Linked DNA regions of Homo sapiens: region 1 is linked to region 2. The links are chromatin loops, found by intact Hi-C in ENCODE. Cell type or tissue: ascending aorta. All regions are shown on one strand. Links, peaks and the distances in the headings refer to the core of each region. The heading gives the core; the rest is flanking DNA.

Region 1 (5,800 bases), core at 341-5,340, 330 kb after region 2:
AAGTAGAACCAATATTTGCTGACAGATGAGATGAGACGCATAAAAGATAAGGAGTCAGGGATGACTCCAAGATTTAGAGCCTGAGTAACTGGAAGCATGGGGTTGTCAATAATTTGTTCATCCATTTACTTTCAATATTTATTCATTTTTATTGTTTATATATATATTTTTTTTAATTTTCTGCCTTTCCACACTAGAATAGAAGCTCCAGGAGGAAAGGAACTTTTTGTTCACTGATGTAACCCAGTGCCTAAAGCACTGCCTGGTATACAGAAGGTACACAATAAGGACCCTTGAATGAACGTGTGAATCATGACAGGGCAGAAAGACTAGAATAACTGGGATTGAATTGACACTCATAGTTCCGGCCCAATTTTGTGTACCCGGTGTGTGGCATGGTGCCTGCTACACAGTAGGTGCTCAAGAATGTTCATAGAATAAAAACAAAACCCCTACCCTCCCCCAGCAGAGAGGCATCCTGGACACTCACCGTCAGAGGGCAGGGGGTCTCTGCAGTATCCTGGGAAGGAGAGGAGGAGGAGGAGGAGGAGGAGGGGGTGAGTGAGCCTGGGGCAGGGAGAGAGGCAGAGAGTGAGTTCCTTGAGCCCAGCTTCTCCTCCCGCTCCCAGGCCAGCCCACAGTGCACATCACCTGGGCTGCTCACCTCGACCCAGTGCGGCCAGCGCAGCCAGCAGGCTCTTCTGGAACTCATCAGCCTCTGCAGGGCTCTGAAACGTCAGTCCAAACTTGCAGTCACCCAGGCTCCAGTGGTGAAAGATGGGATTCACCTTGTTGTAAACCAAGCCTGGCTTCAGTGTACACTCCAAGGTTGTCTGAGGGGCAGAAGGAAAGCAGGGTCAGATACCCCAACCCAGACATGCCTGTGACGTCTCGTCCATCACCAGCCCCCATGCATACCCTAGTGTCTTCTCACAAACCTCATTTCCCAACCCTAAGTGTAACCCTGAACTCTGATCAACACTGATACGACTCCCCAGTTTTACTTGTTTTGTTTTTTGAAACAGTCTTACTCTGTCACCCAGGCTGGAGTGCAGTGGTGTGATCAGGGCTCACTACGGAATCAACCTCCCAGTCTCAAGTGATCCTCCTGCCTCAGCCTCCCAAAGTGCTGGGATTACAGGCATGAACCCCCACACCCAGCTACGCCCAATTTTACTGAACACACCTCTGATGCTCAAATATTTTCCCAACCCCTTGATCCCTACATTTTCCTAATACCTCCCTCTGATGCCCCTGTAGAAACCCCGAATCTTGCTGAATGGCCCAAAACATTGTTAACCCCTTTCTGATAACCCAACATCCCCCCTCTGGCTCAACAATACTTCCCAGACTTTACTGAACATCTCACAATATTATTGTGAATCCTCTTCTGATAATAATCTCTGGAAACTTTACCCAAAAAATATTCTCTCTCTCTTTTTTTTTTTTTTTTTCCAGATGAGCTCTCTCTGTGTTGCTCAGGCTGGTCTCAAACTCTGGACTCAAGCATTCCTCCGGCCTCAGACTCATGAGTGGCTGGGATTATAGGCACTGTACCCAGCCAGCACTTACTCCAAAACAGTCTTATCAGACTTCCACAGATTCCCCTTCAGATGCTAGCCAACACCCTATTGATGTTCCCTCAAATCCTTGCCTAGTATCACCATATTCCTTCACTCCATTTCAAATCCCTCCACTGACTCCTGCTCCAAAAAAAAAACCTTTCCCCCAAGCCTTTCACACAATCCATATCTTTCTACTACATCCCTAGCTGAAACTGATTCAACACTGTCCCTCCACATTGTGCCCGACAGCCCAGTTATTCCTGATGAACCCATGTATAGAATTGTCAACCATCTCTGACACTTTCAAATGGACCCCAGCAAATGCTTCACTATACTTAGGGCAGACAGGGGCCAGGTGGTGTAGGGCCTCGTGGCAAGGATCTCTGAGCAAGATGGAGGGTTTTGAGCAGAGGAGGGACATGGTGTGAGTCGGGGCGGGGGGGGGGGGGCAGTGCCCCCTGTGGAACAGCCTGGGGTTGGAGCGGGGAGGAGGAGCAGTACAGGGAGACAGCGAGGATAGTCTGGCTGGAAGTGGCAGTGGACAGGACCCTCCAAACACCCCATGTATCCTGCAATTCCCAACTCTTATCTACAGGACAGATATTCACTCCCAAACTTCACACCCCAGCTTGATTCCTAGGCTGGGAGGCAACCTGACCTCTGCTCCACATGCCAGCCCCTCTCCCCTCCCTCCCCAGGTCCCTACCCTCCCCGCATGCCCCAGGGTGGCTCACTTTCTGGTCCCGGAGGCGTTCCCCGTGGATGACGTAGTGCCCCTGGCGGGCCCCCCCCTCGGGCCTGGCCCCTCGGACCCGACACACGCTCACCTGGCTGAGGCCCCCGCCCCCCACAGGCAGCCAGCCCCCACTGGAGTCATCTCGGGCCATCACCACAGCTCGGACCCGCACCATGTACCTGCAGGAGGTGGGGGGAAGGACAGGGACAACACAGTCATGAGCTCAAACCCTGCTCTCCCATGGAATGTTCCCTCAACCCTCATCTCCCCTCCAACTTCATCTCTCACGTCCAGGTCCACTGCACCCTAAGCTAGCAATACCCACCTTCAACCCCATGGCCACCGTCTTCCACACAGCTCCTTTCTTCCTCATGCCATCTCTTCTCTCTCACCTCTATCTTCTTCTCCATGTCTGCCCTTTCTCTCTGTACCCACCTTTCCCCCATCTCTCCGTCCCCACCCCCATAGCCCTGGTGTTGCCCTTCCCTCCCCCTCCTGCTTATCCCTATCACCCCCTTCTCCTCCCTCAGCACATACCCACAGCCCCACCCAGTGCTCCCCCTCACAGCTGGGTGCCTGCGCATATATATTTTCTCTGGGCCCATCAACTCAGCTCCTGTTCTCCCAACCCTGCCTCCGCACCCTGTCGTCCAGGCCACAGGCTGGGTGAGAAACCCAGGCTCTTTCCCCCCCACCCACCCCTTCCCGGATTTATGAATGAGACCGGATGCAAAGCTCACTGAGTCACCCAGCAACGGGAGATGGGCAGGGAACAGGGAGAGAACCAGAAATGGCCAGAAAGAGAGGCTCAGAGGGAGACGGAGGCAGAGGAAGTCAGAAACGGGCGACCGAAGACACATCCAGAGAGCATTTCATTCACAAAAATCAAGGCTGCTCCCCCAGGCCCCAGCCGAGGGAAGCCAGGGGGGAAAGATGGGATGGGGGGGCAGATTGATCCTTCCTCCCTCTTCCCTTCCCGCCCCCCAGCCCCAGCATCCTTCAGAACCATTTTACCCCGCCCCCCAGCTCAGAGGACGTAGCCCTCCGCCCAGTAATCGGGATCAGTGTCCAGCCCTTCACTGCCATCCAGCACAGGGACCCTGGCGTCCCAACCTTAGGGACCCGGACGAGCTCTAGCCCCCTCCCCCACCTGCAGGCTGCTGGGTTTCCCGGGCCCTTCAGGAGGGGAAGGGGCGGCTGCAGCGCCCCCAGCCCCCTTTTCTCAATGGGATGGGATTTTGTGAATGAGCAGTCACGTGACGCTGCTTCCTTTGTCCGCCCGCCTCCCCCGACAACAGGTGAAGCAGGGAATGAGAGCAGGGGTCCCCCCAGGGCCTAGCTGGAATGGGGCACTGGCATTTCAGGGTGGCCTACGCTCCCCACACATCCTGTGTCCCCCGGGGGGAGTGGTCCTCAGCGTTCCTCAACGGTGAGGGTCCAGGACGGAATTTTGTGAATGGGGCATCCTCGGAGAAAGTCCAGACCCCACAAATGAAGACTGGTACCCTGAATGGCTGCCGCGCAGTTTGGGGGGTCCCCACTCTCTAGTCCTCCTAGCCGGGGCCTTGGGGGCGCCTGGGTGGGCAGAAGGCGCAGCGCGGTCACGGCCGCCCCCTCATCGGGGCAGGCAGTCTGTCAGCCCCCGCCCCCTCGCCCCCCTCGGCACCTGCCTGCGAGGCTCCGGCCGGGCTCCGAGCGGCGGCGACGCGGCCTCCTCCTCCTCCTTTTCGTTCCGGCTCCCTGGCTGGCTCCGGCGGCGCTGGAGACGGGCACCGGGAGCCGGGGCGAGGGGGGAGGGAGGGGGAACCTGGAAGACGGGTGGGGGGGGAAGGGGCGGCTTGGGGGAGGGGTAAGAGCGAGGCGGGCTTACTTGCCTGCTGGGTCCTAGAGCCCGGCACTAGCTCCAGAGAGCAACCCCCCAGCCCCCATTTTCTTAAGATCCAGAGGGGATCCCCCACTTTTCCACCCATCTGCGCCATTGGTCTCTAATGCTATGAGGAGGGGACGGGGCAGGGACAGGGACTGGTCTCAAGGTTCTAAAGAGGTGGTGGTCTACGCTGTGGCTTGGGTGCCTGGCAGAGTTCGATAAGGGGTGGGGCGAGAGGGGAGCCTTCACAAGTGGGTGGGGTTGGAGGGCCTGGGTATAAGGAGGTTTGGATGCTGCAGGCGAGGACTAGTGCGTGCGTCACGAAGGGGCGGGCCCACGGTGGATGGGCCTTCTCGGCGCCCGGGGGGAAGGAGAGGGTCTTGAGAAGCGATGTTGCCGGGTCTTAAAAAGGCGGAGCTTAGAGGTAAATTGCCTTAGGGGCGGGGCAGATGAGAGGTCCAAAGGGGAGGAGCGACGCATCGGTGTTCGCGTGGGCGGGGCCTCGGGAGGGAATGAGAGGGGCGGGACATTCTAAAGGGGAGGGGCTAAGGAGAACAACCCAAAGGGGTGGAGCTTAGAACCAGAAGGCCTGGGGGCGAGGAACAAGACCTCGGAGTATTTCAAGGGGAGACCTAGGTTCGTAAGGGGCCGGGCTCCCGCGGGCTCGCAGGAGGGCGGGGCCTCGAGCTCCGGGGGCGGGGCCTACATCTCGGGGTCCGCCCTAGTTGTCTCGCCCACTTGCCTTCACCCGCACCCCCGTTCTTTTCGGTTATTTTCTGCTACGGCAGTTCCCTGCCCTGCCCCGGGCCCAGGGCGCCGCGGTCTGAACTCTGCTCGGCTGGAGGACTCGGTGAGTGGGTTCCTCTGGGGGGAGGCGGGGCCAGGGCGGAGCTTGGGGACAGGGGTGGAGCTTGACTGTGGATGCCAGCTAGTAGACCTGGAGCGGGAAGAGGTTTAGGGGTGAGGCCTGAGGATCTGCCCCTGCCTGGGAAGAGGGCGGGACCCAGGTGCTCTAGAGAGAGGCGGGGAGTCGGAGAGTTAGAGGAGAGGACTGAGGGATCAGCATGACCAGCCAAGGGGACAGGCATGGAACCTTAGTACATAATGGGGCTGGTAGTGAAGTATCTTAACAGCAGCTGTGTTGGGGACATGGGCAAGAAGGCGTGAGTGTCGAAGGTCGGGGAACAGGAGTGCGACCTAAGGACTTGGGCCTGATCGGATCTTGGAGAACAGGGGCGGGGCCGGTGCGGACGCATTAGATCAAGTACAGCCAGCCTCGTAGGGTCCCCACGGCCCTGGCAGGCTGACTGGAGTAAATTTTTCTGACTAGTCTCCGAGCTCCGTCAGAAATGGGGAACTTGCAGTCGGAGCCATCCGCGGGCGGGGGCTCCCGAAAAGTGCAGCCCTCGGACCGCGCCCCCGACTCCCGCCGGACGTCCCTGGTGGAGCCCGAGATGACCTCCCAGGCCATGCGCCTGACTCGTGGGCTGGGTGTCTGGTTCCCTGGCAGCGCCACACCCCCGGGACTCATGGTACCCCGGGAGCCCCAGGCCTCACCCTCGACCCTGCCCCTCACCTTAGAACGGCCCTCTCCAGTGATGCCCCCTCCTGAAGAGGCGGCCGCGGTCTCTG
Region 2 (5,000 bases), core at 1-5,000:
GAACAATAGGCTCACTGTGCAGCCTGGTTCCCTCAGGGACCTATGGCTGGGAGCAACGGAGGCTGGGGCCCATCCCATCAGGGGACCAGGGCCTACTTGGGGTGGCCAGGAGAGGTGACACCCCCAGGGACCCCTAAAGCCTGAAGAATCAAGACAAGGGGCCAGACACCTCCCTCCTGCTAGAGAATCCAAATCCTTCAGGTGTCCCACCTGGGGCTGAGACAGGATGGGCAAAAGGCCTCATCCCATAAGGCCCTTCCCTGGCTTCTGGAAGGAGGTGCAGTTGGGGCACTGGGGACCCTATTCCAGGCCTTGAGGCAGGCTGGGCCTCGGCGTGCTGCCGCCACCAGTCTGGGCAGGCTGTGGTGAGAGCCAGGTGATGATAGTGTCCTGAGCCCGCACGTACTTGAGCTCCTGGGCAATGGCGGCGATCTGCTCCACGCGGTCCTGGTGCGCAGCCAGGTCGCTCTCGAAGGCCTCGTGCTTGCGAATGAGGGCTTTGATGTCCGATAGTGTGGCCGTCTCGTAGTCCCGGTGCTTCAGCATGGCTTCCTTCCCTGGTAGGAGCAGAGAGACGCTTAGACCACAGCACGGCAGCTGTGGGGCAGGAGTCTGGAGGGGCTGTCCAAGCAGAGGGAGGGAAAGAGAGACTGTGGACCCCACATCCTTCCATGCCAATGACAGTGGCATGGAAACTTCCAGAATCTTCTTCCGTACCCTCCAGGGATCTCTAAGCCCAACTGTAACCTGGATGGACCTGGATGGACACTTCAGGGTTGCTCAGCCTGAGAGAGAGATTCCATCTCAACCTGTGTGTCCTAAACTTAGCAACTTTTGTTAGTAGGAAACCATACAAATCGGGCCGTGGTAGCACGGCTTAGAAAGGTAGCACCTGTTTCTGGAGGGCTTTGATCCGGAGAAGCACCCGGGGTCAAAGCCCATGTCCCAGCAGGCTTGGGGAAGGGGAAGCATCAGAGCCAGCTTCTTCTAGGACCCTGACCCTGCACCCGCACAGGTGGTGGTCCTCTCCACGTCTAAGTGCCCCACGCTGTCCTAAGGTGTCCTGTGTGCATTGGGGCGGGCCCACCATCAGGCCCTTTAAAGGAAAGGAGGAACGCTGTTATTAGTCCCTGATCCTGGCTAATTACACATCCCAGAACCAAAGCTCAAGGAAGCCCTGCAAGCAAGTGAAGGTCTTTAGGGAACCGCAGGGAAAATGCCAGCCTGGGAAGGTGGCTGCACCCCAGCTCCTACAGGGGCCCTGCCTCAGGCACACCACCTTGGGCTTCCCCCAAGTGGTAGCGGAGATCCCCTCAGCTCTGTCCCAGCACCTGACAGCTGCCCGCCCAGTGCAGCCACCGAGGCCTCTCTGGGCCTGTGCCTTCATCTGTAAAATGGGGCCAGCCCCAGTACCTGTGTGGCATGGAACTATTCTCAAGTTTCAGTGAGGTGGTGTTCGAGCACAGCAGGCATGGAGCCAGTACCAGCCTCACCTCAGCCTCTCCCAGTCTCAACTGTCAGGCACCTACCAGACTCCCCACAGGATCGGCTCTGGCACTGATGGCCAAGAAGTGGGAGGCCTGGGAGACTCTGGCTCCACCGGCCCTGCTGCGCAGCCCTGGGGCAGGAGGCTCAGCCACAAGGCGGCCTTGCAATTCCCTTCTCCAACTGCTTTCTCCCAGGGGCAGGAACCAGAAACAGCAGGTGACATCTCCCTCTGCCTCCGCAGAGTCCTGGCAAGGGTGCACCGAGAGGATGTGGGCAGCGGACCATTGCCACAGCTATCTGGGATCCAGGCCAAGGGACAACTGGAGTGGGGACAAGGGGTCGTTCGGGGTTGGTCGTATTCCCAGGAAATCAAGTCCCTCAGAGAAGCATCCACGACGACCCTCCCGCTGCGGGCTGTGGGGGATGGTGAGGGGTGTGGAGTGAAGGTGGCCCACCCACCCCAGGGCGGAGGAGGCCGCTACGACCAGACCCTGGGGTGTGGAGGGCCTGCCTGTCCTGTTTCACGTAACTGCTACTTGAGAGGACAGAGGCTCTGAGTCTTGGGAATTAGTAGGCCAGCCTGCCTGGGGGCTCTGGCAGACGCCATGGGCAGACCCGCGTGGATGCCCAGTCAGGTAGGGGTGGGGCAGGGACGTGTGGAGGCCGCTGAACCAGCTGGGCCCTGGCCGGAGACTGAGCTGGCTTCTAAACACCTCAGGTGAAGGCTGCCCCAGAGCCCTTCCCAGGGGAGGAATGCCAGTGGGGCCACCACACCCAGCCCCTTGGCCTCAGGAAACCATCTGCAGGGCCTCATGGAGCCCTGTAGAGGGACTGAAGAGCTGATGGGTGGGCAGAAAGACCCCCAGAAGGTTCAGCCACAGGGCGACGCCCAGGCCTCCATGGATAAGGACGGCTGGAGCCACCTGAGCTGTCTGTTGAACGAATGAGTGAATCCGGGAATGGATGGAGGCCACCAACCACACAAGATGGCATCGGTGCTAACACGCTCTCCTCACATGGGTGCCTTTCTGCCAGGCAAGAGGGAAGTGCGGCACCCGGCCTGGCCAGGCCCTTCCTCCCTCACTATCCACTCTCTCACTCGCACTCTTTCCTGGTAGCAAAGGGGCTGGGCTGCTCTGAGGCTGGCAGCTGCCGCGGGAATGGCGAGCTGAGCTCATGTGAGGAGGGCACAAGCTGGGCCGTGGCCAGGGCTGCAGGCCGTGTGGAGCTGCACACTCGCATGCGGGCCAGGGTGGGGAGGGGTGAGAAAATGCACTCAGGAATGCAAGGAAGGGCTCAGCTGGGCGGAGTGGCGGCCGGAGGGCCAGGGAGACTGTGTTGGGAAGGTGGTGGCCAGAGTGGGAGAGGAGTCCTGTGAGTGGCTCTTGTGGCTCTCCCAGGCACTGGCAGCTTTCTGAAGGCTTCCAGACCCCTGGGATCTGAAATCTCAACCTTGGCATGACCCAAAAGAGGGCCAGGGACGTGATGAAATCCCACATCTGGAGCCAACGGCCAGGCAGCTGCAGGGCTGCCGAGAACAGAAAGCACAGTGGCGCTCCTGCAGGGGGAGCCAGGCCCGGGAAGGAGGCTCTGGGAAGGGATGGGAGGTGGGAGGAGCTCACAGGTGGGCCATGCTGAAGGGTGGGCCGAAGGCAGTGGGTGAGCACTGTCTGAGGGTGAGCACTGGCTGTGGTCCGGCAGCAGGCCCAGGAGGCAGGCCCTCCTCTAGCCTGAGGGACGTGCCAGTGAACATGGGCTCCCCAGCCTTCCGTCCACGCTCACAGAGGTGTGGGAGAGGGAAGCCGACTCTGAACACAGGGTGCGGGGGATGGAAGAGGCCTGCCCCACACACTCGCCCTGGATGGGGAAGACACGCAGAGGGGACAAACAGATGGGTGTAAGGTCACTTCCCTGAAGTGCTGGAGGGGGCTTGGCTGTGTTCCTGGATGACTGACAGGGTCCCACCTCTGAGGCGAGGGCAGACTGGGCAACAAAGAGGACCTGGCCCCTGAATGGTCCCTGCTTTCTGGGGCTGAAGGAATCCAAAGCAGCATTTCTTTCCTTTTTTTTTGAGACAGGGTCTTGCTCTGTCACCCAGGCTGGAGTGCAGTGGTACAATCACGGCTCACTGCAGCCTTGACCTCCCTGGCTCAATCAATCCTCCCACCTCAGCCTCCAAAGTAGCTGGGACCACAGGTGTGCACCACTATGCCTGGCTAATTTTATTATTCTAAAATTTTTTTGTATAGGCAGGGTCTCGCTATGTTGCCCAGGCTGGTCTCAAACTCTTGGGCTCAAGTGATCCTCCTGCCTTGGCCTGCCAAAGTGCTGGGATTACAGGTGTGAGCCACTGAACCTGGCTCTAAAGCAGCATTTCTGACACACACACATGCTCCCAAGCAGCAAGAAAGGGCACCTGAGAAACAGACCCAACGTGGCAGGGGGCTGTGTGTGCACACCCATGCATGCCTGAGAGACAGGAGGGGAGCACGGGAGCGGGGCTGGGCAGAGTGGGGCAGAGCTGGGCCGTACCGTCAGTCCAGGCCTCGTGGATGGAGGCCTTCTGCCGGAACTTCTCTGCCAGGTGGTCGAGCCGCTCCAGCCTGCGGATCTCATTCAGCAGCCACTCCTCGTAGCCCTTCTCAGCCTGCTCCAAGTGCTGCCAGCCATTGTTGATGTCCTGGGGCAGGGCAGGAGCAGGCAGGGCTATCACAAGGAAGTGGAGGCACCCAGGGGGATGTCTCCAAGGGATGCTGATGGGAAGGTGGCAGAACTTGGCTGGGGTCATGTCTGTGTCATGCTTTGCTATTATACCTGGATGCCTACACAGGGCCCCCCAGCACTCAGCAGGTACAATCAATTCTGGATTAACAAAATGAATGCGTGAACGGGTGAGTGCATGAATGAATGGATGAATACCATAGATGGGGAGGTGGTACCGTCCAGGGCGCACTGCCCCTCCGCTGATGAAGGGCCTCAAGCACATGGCGGTCATGCCATCATGGCAGACCACGGCTCCAAATTCACACCACTCCACACCCACACAACCCGTGGCAAGGATTTGGGATGCGTATAAAACCCTGGGTGTAAAATACAGTGAGTGAGGGCCAAAGGGGAGCACAATGCCGAGTGAAGTGCACCCCTCCCCGACCACTGCATCCGAAAGGCCATGCCATGTCCCACAGGACATCAACAACTTAGGAAAGATTACGCTGGCCAAACTGCCCACAGGCAGTTCTAGGGCTGCCTCTGCCCCTCACAGCTGCTCCCATGTGAATCCTGGTGCTCACCGAGACCATCTTGCCCTCGGAGGGCATGAAGGCGGGCCGGTTGCTGAGGCGCAGCTTGGTCTGCAGCGTGTTGAAGTTGATCTCCAGCTGGCACTTCTCCTGCACCTTGGGCGGCTTGTGCACACGCCGGTAGTCGCGGAAGTCCTCCAGCTTCTGCTGCATCTCCTGGATAGTCTTTTGGGGCACACGGTCCTCCAGCCAGGGGATGGTGCGCCGGATCCA

Evidence for each region. Hi-C counts contacts between places; a loop is a spot of excess contacts. Peaks named below come from ENCODE experiments on the same cell type or tissue, not always from the same donor. Only the 100,000 strongest peaks of a DNase experiment are listed, where the experiment ranks them.
Region 1: it touches region 2 in a loop (2.6-fold over the local background); 4 of 110 quality-filtered maps call a loop at or near these places.

The regions. Positions count from the first base shown.
Region 1 is chr19:38,386,979-38,392,778 of GRCh38, reverse strand. GGN (gametogenetin) reads left to right here and starts at 4,745. Exons shown (of 4, transcript NM_152657.4): 1 at 4,745-4,804; 2 at 4,957-5,018; 3 at 5,499-5,800. The coding sequence starts at 5,518. SPRED3 (sprouty related EVH1 domain containing 3) reads right to left here and starts at 4,082. Exons shown (of 6, transcript NM_001394336.1): 1 at 3,972-4,082; 2 at 2,300-2,480; 3 at 665-833; 4 at 491-567. The coding sequence starts at 2,476. RefSeq lists silencers at 2,956-3,250, 4,710-4,949. In ascending aorta, for the core only: no CTCF peak of the experiment used is centred there; DNase peaks (open chromatin) are centred at 2,998, 3,478, 4,598 and 5,058; H3K4me3 peaks cover 3,033 bases; H3K27ac peaks cover 3,599 bases.
Region 2 is chr19:38,717,095-38,722,094 of GRCh38, reverse strand. It overlaps ACTN4 (actinin alpha 4), which reads right to left. Exons shown (of 21, transcript NM_004924.6): 10 at 4,779-5,000; 11 at 4,021-4,168; 12 at 407-557. All of the region lies in intron 1 of LOC107985291 (a long non-coding RNA gene), which reads left to right. Among named protein-coding and RNA genes, the nearest start is that of CAPN12, 25 kb to the left of the region's middle. RefSeq lists enhancers at 2,739-3,459, 3,494-4,339. In ascending aorta, for the core only: a CTCF peak has its summit at 3,041 (motif pointing right); DNase peaks (open chromatin) are centred at 2,816 and 2,924; H3K27ac peaks cover 4,590 bases.